Linked DNA regions of Mus musculus: region 2 is linked to region 1. A link is a loop called in an ENCODE intact Hi-C map of the cell type or tissue named here. Cell type or tissue: heart. All regions are shown on one strand. Links, peaks and the distances in the headings refer to the core of each region. The heading gives the core; the rest is flanking DNA.

What was found. Peaks named below come from ENCODE experiments on the same cell type or tissue, not always from the same donor. Only the 100,000 strongest peaks of a DNase experiment are listed, where the experiment ranks them.
Region 2: a loop joins it to region 1, with 2.5 times the contacts of the local background. A loop is called at or near these places in 2 of 42 quality-filtered maps.

Annotation. Positions count from the first base shown.
Region 1 is chr10:70,812,290-70,817,666 of GRCm38, reverse strand. No RefSeq gene overlaps it. Among named protein-coding and RNA genes, the nearest start is that of Gm40689, 16 kb to the left of the region's middle. In heart, for the core only: a CTCF peak has its summit at 3,128 (motif pointing right); DNase peaks (open chromatin) are centred at 2,726 and 2,866.
Region 2 is chr10:70,937,091-70,942,467 of GRCm38, reverse strand. It overlaps Bicc1 (BicC family RNA binding protein 1), which reads left to right. Exons shown (of 21, transcript NM_031397.3): 16 at 1,429-1,468; 17 at 1,828-1,982. Among named protein-coding and RNA genes, the nearest start is that of Gm24486, 58 kb to the right of the region's middle. In heart, for the core only: no CTCF peak of the experiment used is centred there; DNase peaks (open chromatin) are centred at 2,527 and 4,807.

The sequences.
Region 1 (5,377 bases), core at 75-5,074:
GCTTGCTCTGGCCCAAAGATTTATTTATTATTATAAATAAATACACTGTGGCTGTCTTCAGATGCACCAGAAGAGGGCATCAGATCTCATTAGGGTGGTTGTAAGCCACCATGTGGTTGCTGGGATTTGAACTCAGGACCTTCGAAAGAGCAGTTGGTGCTCTTACCCGCTGAGTCATCTTGCCAGCACCCCCTCCCCCTTTTTAAATGCCGTATGCCTTACCTCTCCCTTCAGCTGCCCTTGATTATATAATATAAGTGACTCCCAACTCTGCTCTTTCATCAACTTACTCTGTGTTTTATAGAAGAAGTCATTGAGAAGGTTCAGCGCTTCTCAGGACTGCTCTGCCCTCTTTCAAAGCTATTCCTGTGTGTCAGCTTATCTCCTGGGTAATCTCTCCCCTTGAAGCAACAGTTTCCTAAGGAAATATAACCCACAGTTGGAGAATAAGTATCCAATCTCCATAATTCCATAAATAAGGAAATTGATGCTTGCCCAAGGCATGAGCCACTTATGAAACATTGCTCACTACTCAGCCCCAAATCCAGGAGTTTATGGATTAAGTTTCAAATTTAATTTTCTCTCAATATTTTCAATTACTCCTTTGTTAAAAATACAAAAATAAAAATAACTTTTGAATGTCGGTCTCTTGGGTGTTTTTTTTTTTCTATTTACCTTAATCCTGTGTTGCTTTTCTTTTTTCTTTTTTTTAAAAATCAGGACTGAGCACTGATGTATGGTCTCTGAATCAATATCACACACACACACATACACACACACACACACACACACACACACACACACACACATACACACTTTTTTTTTTTGACAAGCAGAGAACAGCTTCTCTTTGTCTTTCTTACAAGGCTGCCTCTCCTCTTATTTCCTCTCCACCTCCAGTTCTCTTTCCTTTCACAGCATCTAACACCCCATGCTTTCTCTTGGGTGGGAATCCTTAGTTCCTTGGATCTCCAAGTCCTCCCCTAAGATGGTTAACTCCCCCCTGGCATGGGGTGCACTCAAGGATCTATAAAGGTGTAGTATTTACATTGTCCCCAGCATGGCAATTCCACCACCACATACATTTCACCTGTAGGACTTGGAATGGAGGACACGAGTCAATAACTTCTTGGAGTTTGGCATCTTAAGTAAACTCTATGTGTTTAGTTTGATCTGTTTTATGCTGATGGATGGATAGTAAGATAACACTGTGAGCCAGGGAATGATAAAAATGGACCTGGGGTCAATATATCTTGCAGTATGCTGGCAGACGTGGAAATATGAGAAGGCTTGTGGGGGGTACCAGGTACCAGATCCTCCCAACCGACTTGATGTAGACAGGAGGGCAGGGGTAGAAAGGTTGAATGCTTTATGTCCCTCTTGCGACAGAATGGGCTCTTGCATTTAGCTCTGTCTCCAGTCTATCCAAGGCATCCAAGTTCATTTATAGTTCTGAATTTCCAAGAACTCTTGAGTTCTTCCCTAGTAGGAAAAGAGGAATAGTAATGATGGCCAAATCTTTTTTTTTTAAAAGATTTATTTTTATGTGCATTGGTGTTTTTGCCTGCATTCATCCATGGGACAGGAGTTATAGACATTTGTGAGCTGCTATTTGGTTGCTGGAAATTGAACCCGGGTCCTCTGGAAGAGTAGCCAGTGCTCCTAGTCACTGAGCCATTTTCCCAGCCCCTGTGATAGCCAGATCTTAAAAATTTCCCTCTGGTCATGAATGATTCATCCAGATCTCTGAGCTCTCATTTAAAGCAGACACTGAAATTCAGAGTAAAAGGTCCCTGTCTCTCTGTCTTTGTCTCTGTCTCAGTCTCTCTAGTAATCAGTCTTCTAGAGTTCTGATATCTAGAAACAGCATTGTTCATGACCACAGGCATTGGGCTAAGATAAAGAGCCCACAGGGATTCAGGCTCAACAGTGACCTCTCTGGGGATGGAGGGTGGGGATGCAGAGCACACATGAATATTCAAATCTCTTGAATCTGATCTCACCCACCCACCCAACACACACAGAGAAGAACTTTCCCTTGTTATAACCTTTTAGGACCCTATAGCATTTATCTGCACCAGGTCTCTCAGGACAACAATTGCCTCAGCGATAAGCCTTGCTTCTTTCCCAAGTCCCAGATCCAAATGACTGTCTTGTTTGTCCTTATTAGTTCTTCAATAGGTTCAGAGCCCTTGGTTCAGAGAATTGTTTCTGGAAGGTTCCATGGGCAGCTCCATCTCCCTTTCTTTATTTTTGAAGCATTTTTGCTTTTGAGAGTCACAGGCCAAGATTCTTGTCAGCTGGTATTGAGATGTTTGGTTTGATTTGACTCTGCAGTGTTCTCAGGAACGTTAAATGGCATTTTCCAGGCAACCCACATAATAAAAGGATGACTATGGCTAAGGCCAGTCTCAAGAGGTAGCTTAAAAAATTAAAACATGTGCCTGTTGCAAAACTTGACGTTCCCAGAGTCAATTCTGCCAGGCTTGCTTCTGAGATCTTCCTGGAATGCTTTCCCTAGGCCTGGCTATTCCGGTGAGTGTTCTGGCTCCTGCCTCTTTCAAATTCAGTTTGTCAGTTTTTCCATGTGCGAGCATAGCATTTTGGAATAGGAGCGGCTGTTATGTTTTGAGCTGATGCTTTGAGCGCTCATGGCACATGGCACACAGCACACACAACTTTGCCGAAATTTTTGGTGCGAATTCCAAGTCTCGTCTCCTCTTGGGATCTTTTTACAGCTGTTTTCTGATCCAGGAAATCCTTGGACAAAATAACAGATTTGCTTTCTGAGATACAAGGAGCTTTATGGAGGAGTAAGAGATTCCTGGCATGTAACTGGGAACAAGGCTCAGTCTCACCGTTCCCCTAGGAACTATTGACATCAACACAATTCTCCAGATGTGCATCTGTTGGCGTCCAGAGTTACTGAGACCCAAAACAGAGCCCGCTACACCAGTTAATAACACAAACTTTTACAATCATTTGCACTCCACGGGAAATGGCTGGAAAATGAAACGGTTGGGCCTGTTGGAATCTAAGCCCCTCCTGGCTTCAACAACTTAGAAAATTCCAGAGAAAATGGACATACAGATAAAAGGAGATGAAGATTTTGCAGCTCTATCTATACAGCCAGTAGATGGCAGACACGCATTAGAGTCTGAAACGGATACTACGTGGTGACACTGTAGTCCCCAGTGGTTAATGAGCGTTTCAAGGTAGCTATAGAAAAACAATTAAAAAAAAATGTTACCTTTAAACAATGGGTCCTTGAACTTCAAAGCTAAGATTGTTTGTTTCTGTTAACCTGGGTGGGGATTCCACCCAGAAGCAATCCATTACCTCTAAAAATGCTTTGAGAGAAAAAGTATCCACTGAGGCAGACCTTGCGTTTCTTTGCTCACTCAGCCATCCATTGATGGATTCAACAGCTATTTGTTGATCTCTCTCTCTCTCTCTCTCTCTCTCTCTCTCTCTCTCTCATATTCATTTATTTACTTATTTATTTAATGTATATGAGTGTTCTATTTGCATGTATACCTGCATGCCATAAGAGAGCATCAGACCCCATTACAGATGTTTGTGAGCCACCATGTGGTTGCTGGAAATTGAACTCAGGACCTCTGGAAGAGCAGCCAGTGCTCTTAACTGCTGAGCCAATCCCATCTCTCATTTTTACTATTGGATCAGTTGTACTCATTTTCTCTCCCAGTTAATTTCAGATTTGCTAAGAAAGTCCTCATTCATCTTCATGCATTCAGTTAACTTAACCTGCCACCCTGGCAGCCAGCAGCCAGGCTACATGGGAATTTTAGGAGCTTTTTTGCCACACGAGAGCTACTCCTTCAGACCTTCTTCTTGTACTTCAGGATGACTTCCCAGAGTCCTGGCACTGTCTTCAGATACATATTTTTTTCATCTCAGTAGCCTGAGGATTGAGCCCAGTACCTAGAATACGATGGAGAAAGAAAGAAAGAAAGAAAGAAAGAAAGAAAGAAAGAAAGAAAGAAAGAAAGAAAGGAAGGAAGAAAGAAAGGGGAGGGGAGGGAGGAAGAGAGAGAGAGAGAGAGAGAGAGAGAGAGAGAGTCAGTCTAGGCCCAGGCCAGTTTCGACTAGGAAAGCTATGAGTCTTAGTGGACCTAAAAGGAGATACCTTCTCTTATGTACCAAGAAAACCACAACCAACTCCTGCAAGGAAAGAAATTAATAAGACAAAAACAAAATAAATTATCTTAAAGCTTTTGTGTGTTTTAGACATGAAAACCTAAGTACCCTGTGAAAATTATTTCTTTGCTTAGCTTCCATGAAGAAGAAGAACTCTAGAAATGATGGGACAGAGGACTAGACGTAGTGGTGGAGACAAAGGGCGAGCCTACCAAGTCCTGCGCATACAGTATCCCCTCGTTCTTGCCTGAGGAAGAAGAAAGGAAGGAGCAGTTGAGGCTTTGTGGCTTATTCTCTGGAAGGAGCAGTCTAGTTCTATCATTTGGGGAAGAAGGATTCTGATTCCTATGTCTGCTCTAGTCACCATGGCCTGCCAACTCAGCACAGCCTGAAAAGGAAAAAATAAGGGTCTTGATTGAGTCATTGTCTTTATAAGGTGGATCTGTGGGCATTTCTGTGAAGAGTTGTCTTGTTTGTCGCCATGGATGAAGGAGGTTCCAGTTGAGTATGGATGGTGGTGACGTCATTACCCAGGGAAATGGTCTGAATGTAAGGTACAGAGGGAGCCAGCTAGCAATGAGCATCCTCTACAGTTCCTGCAGCATTCCCTCAGCTGTGCATATATTCTCTGGCCAGAAGTAACTGTAGGTGTTATTTTTCTCAACTTACTTTAATAAAGGTTCAACCTCCCCTCTAGCCCACCAGAGGTAGTGGGGGAAAAAAAGGTTATTAGGATATGGGGGAAGTGGATCTCTTTAGAAATAGTACTTTGGTGCGATTCCAGTCTTTGCTGTTCTCAGTCCAGCCCACTAGCAAACACCACACCTGAACCAGCAGCTGCACTCCGGTGCACTCTGCAGATACCACACACAAATCAGCAACCGCAGGTCCATCCAGAAGAAACTGTGAGGCCCACCAACTGGCCCAAGTCAGCAGAAGTGGCAAGAAGCTGCAAGAACCTCCCGAGAAGTTCTTTGGTGAATTTCTCTCTGGTGTTAGCACAAGCTAAGCTCAGCAACACAATGTAAGGTAAACCAATACATGCATGTCGTCAGCAAAGAATAACAAGAAGAAGCAAAGTGAACCAATGCTCCAGGTCCCACTGTCTGTGGGCTCATATTTATATTCCTTCTAAACATCACATATCCTTTCACGTGTCTGCTTTAGCAAAACATCATTTGACATGACTAACTTTCCGAAGAAACCAGAAGTTTCC
Region 2 (5,377 bases), core at 154-5,153, 120 kb before region 1:
TTTATGACCCTTGTGCCATCTCATGGTTGCTATCTTCTTTGTTCTCATATTTGGATCCCATGAGTAAGTTCTATGGTTCATTCGCGTAGGTTGGAGGCCAGTATTCTCACAATGACTCTCTTAACAAGATGTGTTTATGCCATTAGTGGAAATCTGGCTCCAAAATTACCAGGAAATCCGTGAGAATCCCTAGTAAGCTCTGGCATACTGAAAACCTGCCTCTATCAATGACTGAAGACACTAGCCATCTCTCCATCACCCTAAGGCAATGGCCTCTATAGCACTCCTTTTTTCACACATCTCTCTTCTTTGTCCTCCAGAGACTGCCAGTTGTTTAGACTCCAGACAAGGTCTGATACATTGTAATCCTTCACAGAGCTCAGCACAGTCTTTAAGTAGTAGTTCCTCTGTGTTTTCCTACACCTTGCCCCTAAGAATTAAACTTGATTTTTAACTTCCAGTTCAATTTTAAGTCCCCCCCCCCAATGTCATAAAACAGTGTCATCTAAAAACCAGGCTCTCAGAGGTACCACCATATTTATAATGCTACCGTGTGTGCTGGGCCGCTGCTGTTTATCATCTGGCCCAAGGTTATTCTTAGCTCTTTGCACCCTCTTCCGTGTTCTGTTCCAGACTATGATAACCTGGGAACCTTATATATGCCGGTACAGACTTCTGGGAGACGAGCCAAAGAGCTCTTGCCAGTAGGTTCTTGATCTTCCTGCTAGGTCCTTAAATCAAGTCTTATCTGTTCTCTAGACTGGGGAGGTGGGAATGGGTTAGCATCTGGGATGTAACCATGCAGGCATAGCTTGCTTCAGAAAGGCCAGTCGTCCTGGTTTCTGCCTAGTTAGCTGTTTAATCTTCTTAGCATGGACCTGTGGTCCTCCGGTCTGTGCAGTACCAGGGTATATAGGTTTAATCTTACTCCATCATTAGTATCCAAAACTAGATTGTTGCAGTTATCTACTTCAAAAGCCAAGACTTTAGCAGTGTGGTTGATAACTTCCTGTGTGATATTAGTATCATCCCAGTAACCATTTTGCTTACCTATGTAAAGAAGGATGCTGAGACAGAGGGAGAGACAACCGTTGCTTGCGGCCATTTTGTGACATATTCCTTTGATGCGTGTGCAACTATTAGGCTCTTCATGTTTACAAACAATAGTCCTGATGTGGAAGATACTCTTAATAAATGAGAATTTAATTATGTAGGGAAATTCCCTACTCTTGCCACTGACGTCAAGTTAGACAAAAGTAGATTATTTCAGTTGGTTTTGAAGGAGTGTTTAAGTTCATCACACTTGTGTTGTATGTTTGTGGTCCCATGATGCAGAGCTTAGCTGATAAGTCAAGCAGAGTCAGGAGTTATTGGTAGGATGCTCTGGAAAATGGTGACAAAGCCATTCTCTCTGTATTTCTTTTTTAGGCATTTGATTATGAGCAGAAGAAACTATTAGCCACCAAAGGTAAGTGACCAAGGAGTGTTTCCTACCCTGTCTTTCAGTACCCCTTCATTTTAAAGTTCTCCCAGTGTTTTGAAAAAAAAAAAAAAAAAAAACAGGTGCTTATAACAAGAAACCCAAAACATTTGATTTCATGATGCACGGATTCTGCCGAAGTAAAATGTATCTTGTGAGATACATGAGCCTAATTAAGGAATCCTGCAGGCCTTTCCACATTTATTTTTCATTGGATAAAATGTTTTATTCTTAGGCATTTTATGTTAAGGAATGTTAAGCTGTAACTTTTTCATAGAATGAAGAAACCTTGTTCCCCCTCAGAATTATATTAAATACACACCTGCTTTCTATTCTGTTTTCCAAAGCGATGTTAAAGAAGCCAGTGGTGACTGAGGTCAGAACACCTACGAATACGTGGAGTGGCCTGGGATTCTCAAAGTCCATGCCGGCAGAAACCATTAAGGAACTGAGGAGAGCCAACCACGTATCCTATAAGCCCACGATGACCACCGCCTATGAGGTACATCTTTTCCCAGAACAGCTAGCTTCATCCTGTCCCTGGCTCTTTATGGTCATAGGGACAGACTGGCTTGGCTCCCTCTCTATTTTTGTGAACTCGTTTAAAATGGATATACTCTTACACTGTAGACTTTTCTCTCCCTTCCAAGCTGTTAATCTATATGTTCGATGGACATTTAAATTTGGGAGTAAGTTTTTGTTGGATGGAGGGTATCCTACATGATAAAGTGGGGTTAAGATCAAGCAAAGAGCAGCTGCAGTGTTTCATAAAAAGCTCACAAAGAGTCCTTTTGTCCCAGAGTATCACTATCAAGCCACCAGAGGGGAAAAGGCAAGTATTCAAAAAAAACAGATTTTCAAATCTGAGTTAACTTCAGTATGTTAAGATATGCCAGGAGCTCGGCAGGAAGCATCGCGAGCAGCGGTTCCAACATTCTTATGTTTCCCGGATGTTGGCTGCACAGCTCCACGGCGAGGCTGGAATCTGGCATTCTTACTGGGGAAGGCCCCCCGAACTCCATCCTCCTGGCCAGGCTTCACGTGACTCTGAGCAGACCCTGTCCTTCTGAGAATATCAGACTTTGGCCTTGAGGAGTGGGGGTCTGGCCAACTTGCACACAGACAAGCTGGGAGATTGTAGGCCGTGGGTGGGTAAGATGATTAAGCAGCACCATCAGTCTCTGTCAGCCGCTGGCTTCCAGTGCGCTGGCTGTGGGCTTCAGAATTGTTACTCTAATAGTAGCATTTGGAGGTGGAGTTCCTTTCTCCACTGACTTCTTTGTAGTAAGATTGTTGCGGCATACAGGGCAAAAGCAAATACTTTTACTTTTTTTTTTTTCCTCTTTCTCTCTCTTGAGCAAGAGAAGAAGAAAGCATTATTGAATAGTCCCCTGCCCCATCCCCCCGGGAATTCCATTGTCGAGGTTACAGTGGCCACCAGGCAGGCTCTATTTAAGATCTTCAGAAGCAGGGATATGGGGACCATTATGCCTGCACTTTGGGGCTGTAGGTGTCTGCTCCCCCTCACGATACTAGGGCTCTAAGAGGAAATAGCATCCTCTTTTGTTAGCAGAAGAATTAAGCTAACAATGAGACTTGGCCCCACACCCTGCAGTCAGTAGTCCGCCTCCCTTGCCTCTACTTGCTGCAGAGTAGAGCGTGGGGTTGTCAACCACCATGCTGTAGGTTCTGAAATGAGACATTTGACTTTAGAAATGCCCTACACTTCCCCACTCGGAGCCTGACACTAGCAGGTTGAGAATTATGCACAACAACAGAGGTCAGGTGTAGAACTTGTAGTGACTGATGAAATTTCACCTGTTGTGTATATAGATTTTGTGAGGCTTCGTGATTCTCATCAACTTTGGGGTTGTGTTGTCGGGTACCTAGTCATAGTAGGAAGTTCTACTGGAGAACTGTGTCCATAGGATAAGCCAGGCTTCTGAAGGAAGAGTTTGTCTTCCTCGCTGGAGGAAGGAAATAGCCATTCAAGCTGTTTGTGCTTTTTGTGTCCAACGTGATAGTTTCAGGGTGTTACGTGGGCACAGAAGAGATCAGTGGTAGTGACCTTGAACTGGATTCGCTTACTTCTTCTGTGCTTTACGGGGTGCGTGTTCATGGATAAATTCGTACAGTCCCCACAAACTTCTAGTTCAAAAAGAGGCTCCCAGAGTGGGTGTGTCTTCATCAAGACATAGGCCAGTAAACGTGAGAGAAAGACTTGACTTCATTTCACAGAACGGACTAGAGCATCTCCTTAATGAGCTAACTCCAGGAGTGCACAGGGAAAGATGAACTGAGGTAGAGCCATGTGACATGGATCTCTCTCTGTCTCTGTTTCTGTCTCTGTCTCTGTCTCTCTCTCTCACACATAAACTGATACATAATTTTTAATCACTTGGAAGAAGAACCTTTTTGTCAAGTTCTCCAAGATCTCATGTGGTCACAGGGACAGCCTGGCTTGGATGTGTTTTGGATATGAGCCACAGTTGATGCCAATGATCCAAGGAAACACTGCCGTTAGGAGTGTTTAGTGCTGAAACACTAACGGTGTTTTTGGACAACACAAACACGGGACCTTGAAATGTTCTCCACTCTTGCACTTACCCAGGGTCAGACAGATGACTTTCTCGGGGTGGAAATGTACAGGGCCACTGTCTAGTAGCCAAACTTCTCCTGTGTCTTTGTTGCTGTTTTGACTGACTTGGGCTAGCCTACTCTACTTCCCTGGCTGATGACAGTCAGTCCACTTGGGCAGGCAGTGACAGTGAGACACAGGGAAGCCCCGGTGGCCTAAAGCTACCTAGCCCACTGTGTGCCACACGCCTCAGCTCCGTACTGCAGGAAGCTTGCTTGGTGTAAGAATTAGATACTTTGAGCTCTGGGCTCTGAGCTATTGAAAAGCCGGAGTTGAGCAATTCTTCAAGTTTTTGCACAGCTAAGTAATTACCCTATCCTCCCTAAAAGTTCTTTAGATAAGAGGCAGGCACTTTCCACCTTTCCTTTTCCCTGCTAGCTTGGTGTCATTAGTGGATCATCAAAAAACAAACAAGGTAGCTTTGAACTGAGCCTCAAAGGCATTTGGGATTTTTCCCATTTTCTTTCTGCCCCGTCTACCTCTCAGAAGCGCAGGAGTCACATATTCTCTGAAGCAAACCAAAGTATGAGTTGGGAACCACGAGTGGTTTTCAACTTTCCCAAGACTAAGTAAGGAAGACAGGTCTGATAATGTTTACTCTCACAAAGCTCAATGTGCACGTGAACTGCCCAGTGGATATTTTAGCTCTGCTAGTGGAAGAGCAGGGGCCGCCATCTTTGGAAACCTGCCATTTGCATGTGACTTGGATCAGTCTGCCAGGCAAGTGGTGAAGGACACTCAGATGTCGAGCTATAGGACGCTAGCCGCTCCTCAGGGCTGCAGCCTTTGCCAGAATCCAGTGAATGCTGGCCCTTGCTACTCTGGATTTATCTTGGTTTAGGATATGAAAGATATTTTCACTGGAAGATCTAGGGATTTTTTTTCCTATCTTAGAAACCATAATTTCCCTGTAGGATTGCTCTAAGCTAGCAAAAGCATCCTCACTGATGCAGGAAAGGCGATCTTTGAGTGTGACTCAGCATCCCTGAGTCCATCCTGTGGGGCACCACGTGACACACATAGTGTGCAGCTTTAGACAGTATTGCCTTCTGGTGGGAGAGAAACAACAAGAGCAAGGAGGCAGAGGGCAATCAGATTCCTAGTCCTGCCGTGGAGGCTGCTCAGACCTTAGGAACAGATGACAGGCATGCTGGGAAATGTAGGTGACAAAATAGGGCCCATCTCACTGGATCTTGGGAAAGAGCATCGAGTCCAAGGAGTAACTGGCATGGCTGTTCTAACATCAGAACTCACTGGAG